Linked DNA regions of Mus musculus: region 2 is linked to region 1. Evidence: chromatin contacts called from ENCODE Hi-C or POLR2A ChIA-PET data. All regions are on one chromosome and are shown on one strand. Each heading gives the region's core, a stretch centred on a gene start or an enhancer-like site at or near the end of the contact. The rest is flanking DNA. Distances are from core to core; before and after follow the strand shown.

Region 1 (5,109 bases), core at 1,716-4,215:
AGAGCCTTCTCTGGAAAGGGAGAGATGCTTGGCCGTTCAGGGATGAAGAAACCAAATCTCAGAAAGAGACAATGAAGGACCCAAAGACACACAGCACATAGGATAGCCAGCAGTCAGAACTTGAACTCAGGTCTATCAGATGCCCAAGCATGATCTCCAGTTTCCTGCTCTCCAGCTCCCTCCCAAGTTTCTCCCTCACCCTCACCCCGACCCTGCACTGCACTTCCTGATCCTTGGGCTCTCAGTGCCTCTGGCTTTCTGGGTTGAACTCCTACTAAACCTAGCTTCTTCCTCTTCTTCTTCCTTCTCCTCTTCCTCCTCCTCCTTCTGAGACCTGATCAGGGCTCCCACAGAATATGCAAGTCCAGACTGCACATCTATTCCATTAGCTGTGTACCTTGCCCTCCAGCTTAATCTGGTTCATAGAGAGGATACCCACCTGCTCCCTATGTAAAAACTGGAGGCCAAGATCCTCCTCCAGGCTCCAGTGGGCCCTCATAGGGAGCAGTCCTATTGATAGCGGCCCCATTGGATCATCCTATCTCATAGCTCTCCCTTTGGTTCCCCACAACAATTATACACCTCCCCTCACCTCAGGGCCTTTGCACATACACACCTCTCTCTGCCTGGCACACCTTCCCCTAGCTTCATGCCCAGACGCCCCCTAAATTCCTCCTTCAAGAGTCCTCTGCCTTTATCACAGCCACGAGTATATATTCATTTATCTGGCCACTTGCTTGATGCATGGCCTATCCCCCACACTCCAGTTTCTAGGAGTCAAAGACCTGCTCACAGTTTCCCAGCAAGTCCCCAGGCAGATGACCTTCTGAATAGAAAGGAAGAGCACTGACCCAGCTGCATTCTTGGCTGGCCCGCCACTGCTTCACTCAGCTTAAGCCCCTCCTCCAGGAAGCTGTCTGCTCCTCCTACCACAAAGCTGCTCAACAAAGTTCCCAGGCCCTGGTGCATAGTATATGCTCAATGCGCGATCAAAGTCAGCAGATGGACAGCAAGAACAAAGATCATTTAACCATGTCCTTCCGAGATTCCTGGGGGGCTAGGGGAGCGAGACACACCCTATCCTCACCCCCACCCTCAGATGACAATCAGGGAAGAAGCCCCAAACAGGAGCCAGCCTATGTGCTGGAGGCTGGTGGGGGAGAGGGGGTTCGGGAAAAGGACACAGGAGATAGAGGAAGGTGGGGTGGGAGAGATTAGGGTTGCCCTAAGGCTGGGATGAACAAGGATGAACAAGAGACTAGGGGGAGGGGACGGAGCAGGGAGCATGGCACTCCTAGCACTCATTAGTGTGTGCCCCATGATGTAGACAGGAGGTCAGCTGAGAGGTGACACACTGTAAATCACTTCCCTTGTGGAAAGGTTACCTCACCCAGACACACCTCATCTCCAGTAGGGCCTTATGTCTCTGCCAGGTGCGAGAGATATGGAGGGAAACTTCCAACAATGCCTTGTGCCTGATCTAAAACTACACACCCTTCACCGTCACGGTGGGTTAAAGGGCAGCCAGACAGCTCCTCAGGAAGGCTATATCCTCCTCTGCAGCTGCAGACCAGGCTAACCCCGGGAGGCGTTCACTGGATATCAGCAGCTCTGGTTATAACTGCTCCATTTTCTTTCCTGTGGTTCTGCAGCTAGCACCAGGGCCTTGAACAAGCTGAGCCTGTGCTCTACCACCGAGCTACCTCACAAGCCAACTGATCGATCCTCCCTGAGAGGACTGAGGCCAAAGGGAACCCTTTGTAGCACGGAGTTACCCGCTTCTGCAGGCAGCTGTGCCACAGGTACCTCAACCATCCTGTGCGAGCGAGCTCCAGGATGGGACTCATTTATTGAGCACGCCCCCCCATATATGCCAAGTCCTGGGCTGCGGAAGTGCAGGGAATAGTCACTGATGTGAATAGTCCAAGGGGCGGTCCCTGGCTCAGGTCACTCAGGAAAACAAGAAACCTAGACACCTGGACTCCATAAGGTTGGAAGAGTCCCCTGCCCCCGCCCCTGCCCCCGCCCCCGTGTCCACCTTGGTAACTAAATCTGACCTATACCCAGATGACCCCAACACCACTTGCCTTCACTGGGCAGTCTGTAAAGCCGGGAAGACCTCAGGGTCCCAGAAGCCTCACACACCTCTGTCCACCTTTCTAATCGGAATGCCTCAAAGGTTTATGGGATGGATACCCAGAGTGAGTCCCCTCTGTTCACCCCACCCTTCAACCAGCCCACCTACCACTGAGGAGGGCCTTGGCTCAGAGAGCTAACTAAGGCACAAGTGGTGGTGGGTCGTAGTAGGGGGCACAAACTCACCTCCAGTACCTGCCTGGGTGGGCAAGCGGACCTGGTGGCGGTAGTGAAACCCCAAAACTTTTGCCAACTTCTGAGTCCATCGGTCGCTGGGCCTGCGCAGGGGCGAGGCTGGGGGTTGGGGGGGATGGGGGGCGAGGACAGGGTGGCCCTGTTTCTTCCAGACCAGCAGCACTAGGCCCTACCCAAGGCCCCAGTGAGACCTAAGGAGGTAGTGTGGCCCTCCAGGTGCCCCTTCCCCAACGCCCACCCCACCCCCACCGCCCACTCCGGGCCGGGGGCGCCAGGCCCAGCAGCCGCGATCGCGGGCGGCGCCGATCGGCCGGGTTTTCAAATGTGGCCTAACCGAGCCAGGGGACTCTGCGGCCGAGGGTCCCCGCGTTCCGGTGCCCCCCGCACCCCGCTCGTCCTCCCCCGCGCATCCCAACAAAAGGCCGCGGCGGGCAGCTCGCGGGCCGCGGCGTAGAGTGGGCAGGGCGGGAGCCCGCAGCAGGGCGCGGGGCCGGCGGGGCGGGGGCGCTCACCTGCACGGCGACCGTGAGCTCCGGACGCGCCCGGGCGGACCCCAGCGGGGCGCGCGGCGCTGGCGGGCAGCGGCCTGGCCGCTCCGGCGGGGCGGCCGGTTGGATTCCGGGCCCGGAGAGACAGACCGAGAGAAAGGGAGGAGGCGGCGGCGGTGGCGGCGGCGGCGGCGAGGGGGAGGGAGCGCGCGGGAGGAGGGGCCGCGGCCGCCGCGAGCCGGAGAAAGGAGGAAGCGCGGACCCGGGCCCCGCCGGCGACCCGGGAGACCTGCTGTGCGAGCCGGGCCCGCGCCTCCCGCACCCAGCCCCCCACCCCCCGCAGCTCCGCCCGCGGGGGCGCCCCCCCAACCCCACGCCACGCGCCGGGCTCGGCCTCCCGGGACCACGTTAGCGTTCAACCCTAGCTACCTGAGCTACGCACCGGTGGCTAGCACTGTCCGGAAACTGAGGCACTGGCCACACCAGCCTTGACCCTGAGTGTCTCTAATCCTCAGAGACTGGAACCGAAGGGACAGGGAAATAGTGAGGGGGAGAGGCAGTATTGTTAAAATGTATCAAAAGGCAAAACAGTGGCTCACTATGTGGCCAAGGCTGGCCTTGAACTTGCGGAGCCTCCAGCCTCTGCCAATGGAGGGCAGGAACTTGCGGGGCCCAGCTCAATTAGGCCAAGCCTAAATTCACTTTCAATGCATAAGGAGACCGTGTGCATCTGCTGGGCAGTGTGCTTGTTGCCAGCCACTGAGGATGACAGAACCAACCGGACAGGAAGTAGAGAAGAAAAATGGGGCAAGCGGGATGAGATGTGGCTTCAGGCTGGTCTCAAAGACCACCAGGTTCTAGCGCTGCCCGTTGGGGGTCCAGGAGCATCCTTGACTCCTCCCGTTCACTCTGGAAAGATGGGCCTGACCATCTATCAACCATCTCCATGTTCCTTCCTTGAAAGTGCTTCCATCTCACAGACAGGGAAACTGAGGTTCATGTGGCACAGGCCTGGGCTTCTGGCAAAGATCCCTCCCAAAGGGCAAGTCCCCCATCATCCTAGATTGTGAGAGGCTCCAGCCCCAGGGTACAGCTATGTCTCCCAGGAGACCAGGAAAGGGCAAAGCTTTGAGTCAGACTGATCTGAGGTCACATCTAGGCCAGGTGCCTCAGGGTGTGTTCTGTCCACTAGCTTCCTGTTCCAGCCCCCTCTGTTGTGAAGAAGGAGTGGGCCAGGCTGAAGATCTGAGGGCCTCACTGACAAGAGCAAGTGGGGCCAGGGTAGCCCACTGTGGCCACGGGGACTGCTCAGGGTTTCTCATGAACAGCGGGCAAACTAGCCAGCCACTCCTGTTCGCAGGGCTTGCTTAAAGATTAACGGCAGTTTCCCAGGGCTCCCCTGGGCAGGCTCTGGCTGGAGGAGCAGGTTTCTCCGCCCTCCTCCATGCCTAAGATTTGTCTAATGGCCTTTACTGGCCACTCTGGGCTGAGGGAGGGGAGGGGAGGGTGGATACTCTTCCTGTGAGGCACTGGGGCTGGCTCTCAAACGGCTTGCAAGCACTTACTGAGCAGTGTCCTTCCCTGTGCCATACTTGGTGATGTCAGACTGGTCACCTGGTGTCAGCCTCAGAGGAAGTACGTTCTACTTGGAAATGGGGAGAAATGTGACAATGAACCCATTAGTTTTTCCTTCCAGAGAGTTGGTTAACTATTTGCCAAATGTATCACTACATCTGTCCCCAGAAATTCAACAGGAAAGGTCTGGGTGGTTCTAGAGCTGAGAAGACAGAGAGCTTCAAAGCATAAACTTTAGACTGACAGGCTAAGGTTGAACCCGGAGCTCCACCGTTGTGCAAATATATGCATGACCTAACGTATGCTATTTCCCCCTGAGCCGCAGTATGCCAGCAGCCTGCCCAGTGGGTAAGGCTTCCATGAGAGAGACGAGGTAGGTTTGCACTGATAAGTCCTCACAGTCTTACGTGGAAGAGTGCTGTTGGCTCTGCTGCAGACACAGCCTCCCTCACACGTGCCCTCCTTGAGGGCAGCCTTACATCAGAGGTTCTCAGAAGAACCACCCAGCACAAGGGTTTCATTACTGAACTTTCTGAGTACTCTTTGTTGTTAACCATCCCTCCGGGCTTCCGACTGTAACCCCTACCAGGAATGCCCACCCCTACCACCAGCCTCCACCCTCCCAGGCCTTCGTGATCCTGGGTAAGGGCCATATCCTCCAGGACACGTTTCTAGACACACCCCTGATAGAGACACAACCCCAAGTCCATTCTGG
Region 2 (5,109 bases), core at 1,225-3,724, 33 kb before region 1:
GTGGCCATTCCTTCTCTCACCTCTGCCTCTATCAGCCGTGTGGCTCTGGGACACCATCCTTTCAGCGCCAGGGTCACACTGCTCCTCCTCCTGGCCACCAGTGCCACCAGCAGCTGGGGACAATGGGAACTCAGGGCTTCCCTTTAGGAGGGAAGGAGCAGCTGGCCACACTGGTGGGGAGGTACTAGGGAGGTCTCTTCCCCAGGGCGCCAGTCCAGGAAAAGAAGAGAAAGTGCCCAGGTCCCATCCTGGGCTTGCTATCGGTAGCCACATGACCTTGGACAAGGGCCTTCCTGACTTTGAGCCTCAGTTTCCTCATTCACAAAATAGAGCCAGCCCCTCCACCATTGCTGCTGTCCCCACCCCACCCCCCGGGGATCAGAGATAACGAGATGGAGGGGTATGAATGACAGTGACCGGTGCAGAACGTGGAACCTGCTCACTTTTGCCTCACACAACGGGCATCCCCTCCCTGGATCTTGAGGGCTGAATAGGAGTTCACCAGATGGATACAGGAGAAGTATTTCAGGCAAACGGAGTAGCATGCACGAGGAACGGGAGGCATGAGCAGCGAGACACGCCCAGGGAGACGGAAAGCCTACCTCTTTAGCCAGACCTTTGGGGCACTTTATGATGGATCCTCTCTACCCTCCAGAGCAGCTCAAATCAAAGTCCCCAAGCCTTACCTGCTCCAGGGAGAGGCCTCCACAGCCCAGCACATACCTCCAACCAGCAGCTGCCCCCCTCCCAGGGATGCTGCCCTTACCTGCTGTGGCTCACTGTCCTTCCTTGGATGGGCAGTCTGATAGAGACAGCCCCCTCTCCCGGGGACATCTTGCAGGGACCCCGGCCTGCTTCTATCCACCCCTGACCTGGTCTGGTGTAACCCACTCCCCACCACACTGCCTCCCTCCCTGGCCTACAGAATACACTGGGTCCTGCATGTAGCTGGCACCCAATGTGGAATCACAAATCAGAACAGGGAGGAAGAGAGCTAACAGGAAGGTGTGGGGAGAAGATGGAGGGTCGGCTCATACAGGTGGGATGCAGGGTAAGCTAAAGGGACGGGGAGAGAGCTGGAAACACACAGGGGCGGTGGAGGAAGCACATGCAGAGAGCAGCCCCCAGCCTCAGCGAAGCATCCCCCTCTACCTGGCCTCGGTACACACCTGACATCCACCTTCCTCCTAAGGGCCAGCGAGAGAGAAGCAGAGAGAAGGAGAGGCTGAGGTGCGAAGACAGGGCCCAGGACAAGGGAGGATACTGGTTGGGGTCTAGGGAGGGCCGCCACCCACCAAGAGCAGAAGCAGCCCTGTAGGCTCTGCACCGCCCTCTGCCGGCAGCTCTCGGTAAGACAGACCCACGCTCCCAGTGCAGTCCCCGCCAGGCCACTCACGTGTTATTGACAATCTGCAGCCGCTCCCCTTTCTTGAAGGACAGGTCAGTCTCTGTCCGTGACTCATAGTCATAGAGGGCCACAAAGGTGGTCACCCCACCTGCAGAGAAGGATGAGAGGTGTCAGAACCCTGCAGGGGCTGGGTCAGGCGCCGTTCTCACTCACCAGCCTGTCCCTGGGAGGAAGCTAAGTACGCTGTGCCTTCCTGCTGGGCTGCAGACTAGGTGTTCCTTATCTAATGAGTCTATTGACACAAGCAGAAGTCCCGTCCCCGTCCCCGTCCCCCCCGTCCCTGTCCCCCCCCCCCCCCGAGATCAGGCTCCCTTGCTCTGCACTCAGGGGCAGCACACAGAAGATGCCCCAAGCCCCACACTTAAGGGACTCTGCCTGTGTGTGTGCCTGGCAGCTCGAGGTTTCTGGTCCAAGTTTCAGGACCCTTCCCCTGATTCTCCCCTCACCCACAGCTGCTCCGTGGAATCCTGCATCCCACCCTCGGTTGCCCGAGGCTCCACAAATGCTTCTCAAATGATCGAATGGGTGTGTGGCTGCATGGCGGGAAGTGGGCTGCCCGTCCAAAGGTCTCACCACAACCAAGTTCCTGTGGTGGGATGTGGAGCTGGGAACCCCTACATCCCGTGTCTGCATTCTGCATGCAAGATGGTAGACAGGCCCATCTGAGGGGGCGAGGTTGTATGCACACCTGTATCTGTGTGTGCTCTGGCCCAGGTGTCTCTAGGAATTGTTGGTGTCTCCACTCAGTGTGGGTTCATGCCCAATGTGGGCATATAACATGGTTGAGTCTGGGTGGGATTTGTACGTGTAGGTGTGCAGCCATGCGTGTGGCTCTGTCTGAGCGTGGGATTTGCACGCATGGGCGTGCAGCCGTGAGTATGGCTCCGTCAGAGTGTGGGATTTGCACGTGTGGGTGTGTAGCCATGCATGCAGGAGCGTGAGTCACCCCGCTCAGCTCCTGGGCGGCAGGGCTGCCGCACCACACAGCGCCAGCAGAGGGCGCAGGGGCGCACTCGGGCCATCGCACAGCAGAGCCAGGAACAAAGGCTGGGCGGAGGCGGCAGCTAGTCCGTGGCGGTCCATCCCCTGAGGGCCTCAGGGTCCCCTCCCCTACAACCCTCTCCTTCAGAACCCGTTATATACTCTGAACCTGGGAGCCCGAAAGCGCCAGGAGCCCCGCTTTCCAGTTTACGAATCCTTCCCCATTCGCAGCCTCGGGAAAACCGAGTCCCCAGAACCCAGAGAGGGTGCACCACAGCTCAGGGACACACAGCAAGGGGGAGGGCTGACCTGCCAGAGGCCCCGCCCTCTGCGGGGAGGTGACGGTGTCCGAGGAGTTGAAGCCTCCGAAGAGCTTGGGCTCGGCCGCGGGCGGCACGAAGGCGGCGCTGGGCCCGCGGTGGCCGTCGGCGGAGGCGGGCTTGCTCGGTGTCTGTGAGGCCGGGAAGGCGCCCCCTGCCCCGTGCACGTTTTCCGAGGGCTCCAGGCTGCGGCGCCGCTGGCTGGCGTCCTTGGGCTTGCTCTTGTTGCTGCCCATGGTCCTGGCTAGGGGCGACAGAAATCCCCGAGGTAGAGGAGAGCCTCTGGGAGGAGACAAGCCACCCCACCCACTTATCGGATAGGGAAACTGAGGTCCTAAGAAGGGGACTAGCCACCCTGGGAGGACTCGTCTCATTACACCTGTCAAATGAATTGCTGGCACCTTAGGACACAGCTATGGAGAGAAGACATACCAGTCCAAAGTCCTGACTGCTGGACCCAAAGTCAGTTTCAGTCTTTCTTAGGCAGGGACACTTGAGTCATATCTATGTCCCCAGCACATAGGAGGGGCTCATTTAAGGATTGCTGAATGAATCCATGCCTGACAAGTCGTCTAACACTGGGGGAAGGTGCAGTACAGTACGGTGGCTTGAAGAAGGGATGGCCAGGCCTCCTGGTCACAGGACCTTTGCAAACACTATTCCCTGACAGCTTCACCTCCCAACTCAGTTTCCTTCAGCTGTCAGCTCAAAGTTACTTCCTGGGTCAGGCAGATGGCTACACAGGTAAAGGCACCTGTCACAGACACTGCTGACCTCAGTTCAATCCCCAGGACCCACATGGTGAAAAGAGGTGGACTGGGGCTGGAGAGGTGGCTCAGCAGTTAAGAGCACTGACTGCCTTTCCAGAGGTCCTGAGTTCAAATTCCAGCAATCACATGGTGGCTCACAACCATCTGTAACGAGACCTGATTCCTTTTCCTGATGTCTGAGGACAGCTACAGTGTACTTACTTACATATAAATCAAGAAAGAAAGAAAGAAAGAAAGAAAGAAAGAAAGAAAGAAAGAAAGAAAGAAAGAGGGAGGGAGGGAGGGAGGAAGGGAGGAAGGGAGGAAGGGAGGAAGGGAGGAAGGGAGGAAGAGAGGAAGAGAGGAAGGAAGGAAGGAAGAAAGAAAGAAAGAAAGAAAGAAAGAAAGAAAGAAAGAAAAAGAAAGAAAGGAAGGAAGGAAGGAAGGAAGGAAGGAAGGAAGGAAGGAAGGAAGGAAGGAAGAGAAACTTCAAGTCACATCCTTTAGGAAGGGGTCCTCAAATTCTTTCATGAGCCCCCAAACTACTGTACCCCCTTGGTTATATGTAGCCCCCTCTTCTTTTAATTCATGAATTGCTCCTGGTATGCACGGAGTGAGGTATACAGCAGGTGCTTAACAAACAACCAAATGATGAGCAGGGGGAGCAAGTCTGAGAGGTCCAGGGACCTGGATACACAGAGGGACCAAGTGAAAGGCCCCATGCCACCCGATGCCTGCTACCTTCCACATCCGTGCCCAACCCAGGAAGCTGGGCTGGGGCTCCCCTCTCCCATCTCTGCTCACCTGATAGGTAGCAGAGCTACCCCAGTGGATCTGGGGAGCAGACTGGGGCCTTGGTGCAGACACCAGCTGTAGTATCCGGGGTCTTGGCCTAAAGACCCTGTTGCACCTCTCCTGCTCCGTGTCCCTAGGCAAGCTGCTCCCTCTCCCTGGGTCGCAACATCCGCACCTGCAGAGATGCTGTGGGGTGTGGACATGAAAACCATTAGAGCTCTCACACACTCTCACACAGAGGATCAGGATCCCGCCAAAATGCCCTTTGACCTTCCCAAAGATCCTGTGAGTGAGAGGAAGTCAGATGGACGGCAGTTTGGAAGGCTCTGGAGCCCAATTCCCAAGTTGTACACTGGTGTGGCTATCGTCCCCTGTACCATGTCTTTCCCTTATGTGACAGAGCCATGACAAGACCAAATGGGGCCAAAGTCCTGCACACTAGCAGTCACTGGAATGTGTTCTGGATGTGCCACCAGGGGTTGTGGAGGAACCAACCACTCTTCTGGGCTGCAGGAGGCCTTGGCACCAGATCTCTCAAAGAAAGAACCCTGACAGGGGGCTGGAGAGATGGCTCAGTGGTTAAGAGCACAGACTGCTCTTCCAGAGGTCCTGCGTTCAATTCCCAGCAACCACATTGTGGCTCACAACCATCTGTAATGATATCTGATGCCCTCTTTACATAAAATAAAATAAATAAATCTTAAAAAAAAAAAAAAAGAACCCTGAGAGGAACAAGACTCTTCAGTTGTACTCGGTAGCAAGCTCTGTGGCTCCTACCCATGGGGACCCTGGTGTAGCAGTCAGTCCTATACCCTCAGAGCTGCAGACTGGGGTGTGGCTTAGGATGAAGCCCAGC

The links. A loop is a pair of places that touch in the nucleus more often than their neighbours do. ChIA-PET counts read pairs that join two places held with the same protein, here RNA polymerase II (POLR2A).
Region 2: POLR2A ChIA-PET joins it to region 1 with 51 read pairs in Patski. The contact joins the enhancer-like site here to the promoter of Src in region 1. A Hi-C loop is called at or near these places in 2 of 37 maps with a recorded cell type or tissue (both left cerebral cortex). POLR2A ChIA-PET finds 5 or more read pairs at or near these places in 4 of 5 experiments (Patski and embryonic stem cell).

Annotation. Positions count from the first base shown.
Region 1 is chr2:157,422,149-157,427,257 of GRCm38, reverse strand. It overlaps Src (Rous sarcoma oncogene), which reads right to left and starts at 2,965. Exons shown (of 15, transcript NM_009271.3): 1 at 2,844-2,965.
Region 2 is chr2:157,454,921-157,460,029 of GRCm38, reverse strand. It overlaps Src (Rous sarcoma oncogene), which reads right to left. Exons shown (of 15, transcript NM_009271.3): 3 at 4,263-4,439; 4 at 2,699-2,953; 5 at 1,397-1,496; 6 at 1,170-1,187. The coding sequence starts at 2,945. Among named protein-coding and RNA genes, the nearest start is that of Src, 33 kb to the right of the region's middle. Within about 2 kb of position 2,474, at least 1 of the 3 ENCODE cell types and tissues checked has a DNase peak (open chromatin) inside an H3K27ac peak, as active enhancers do.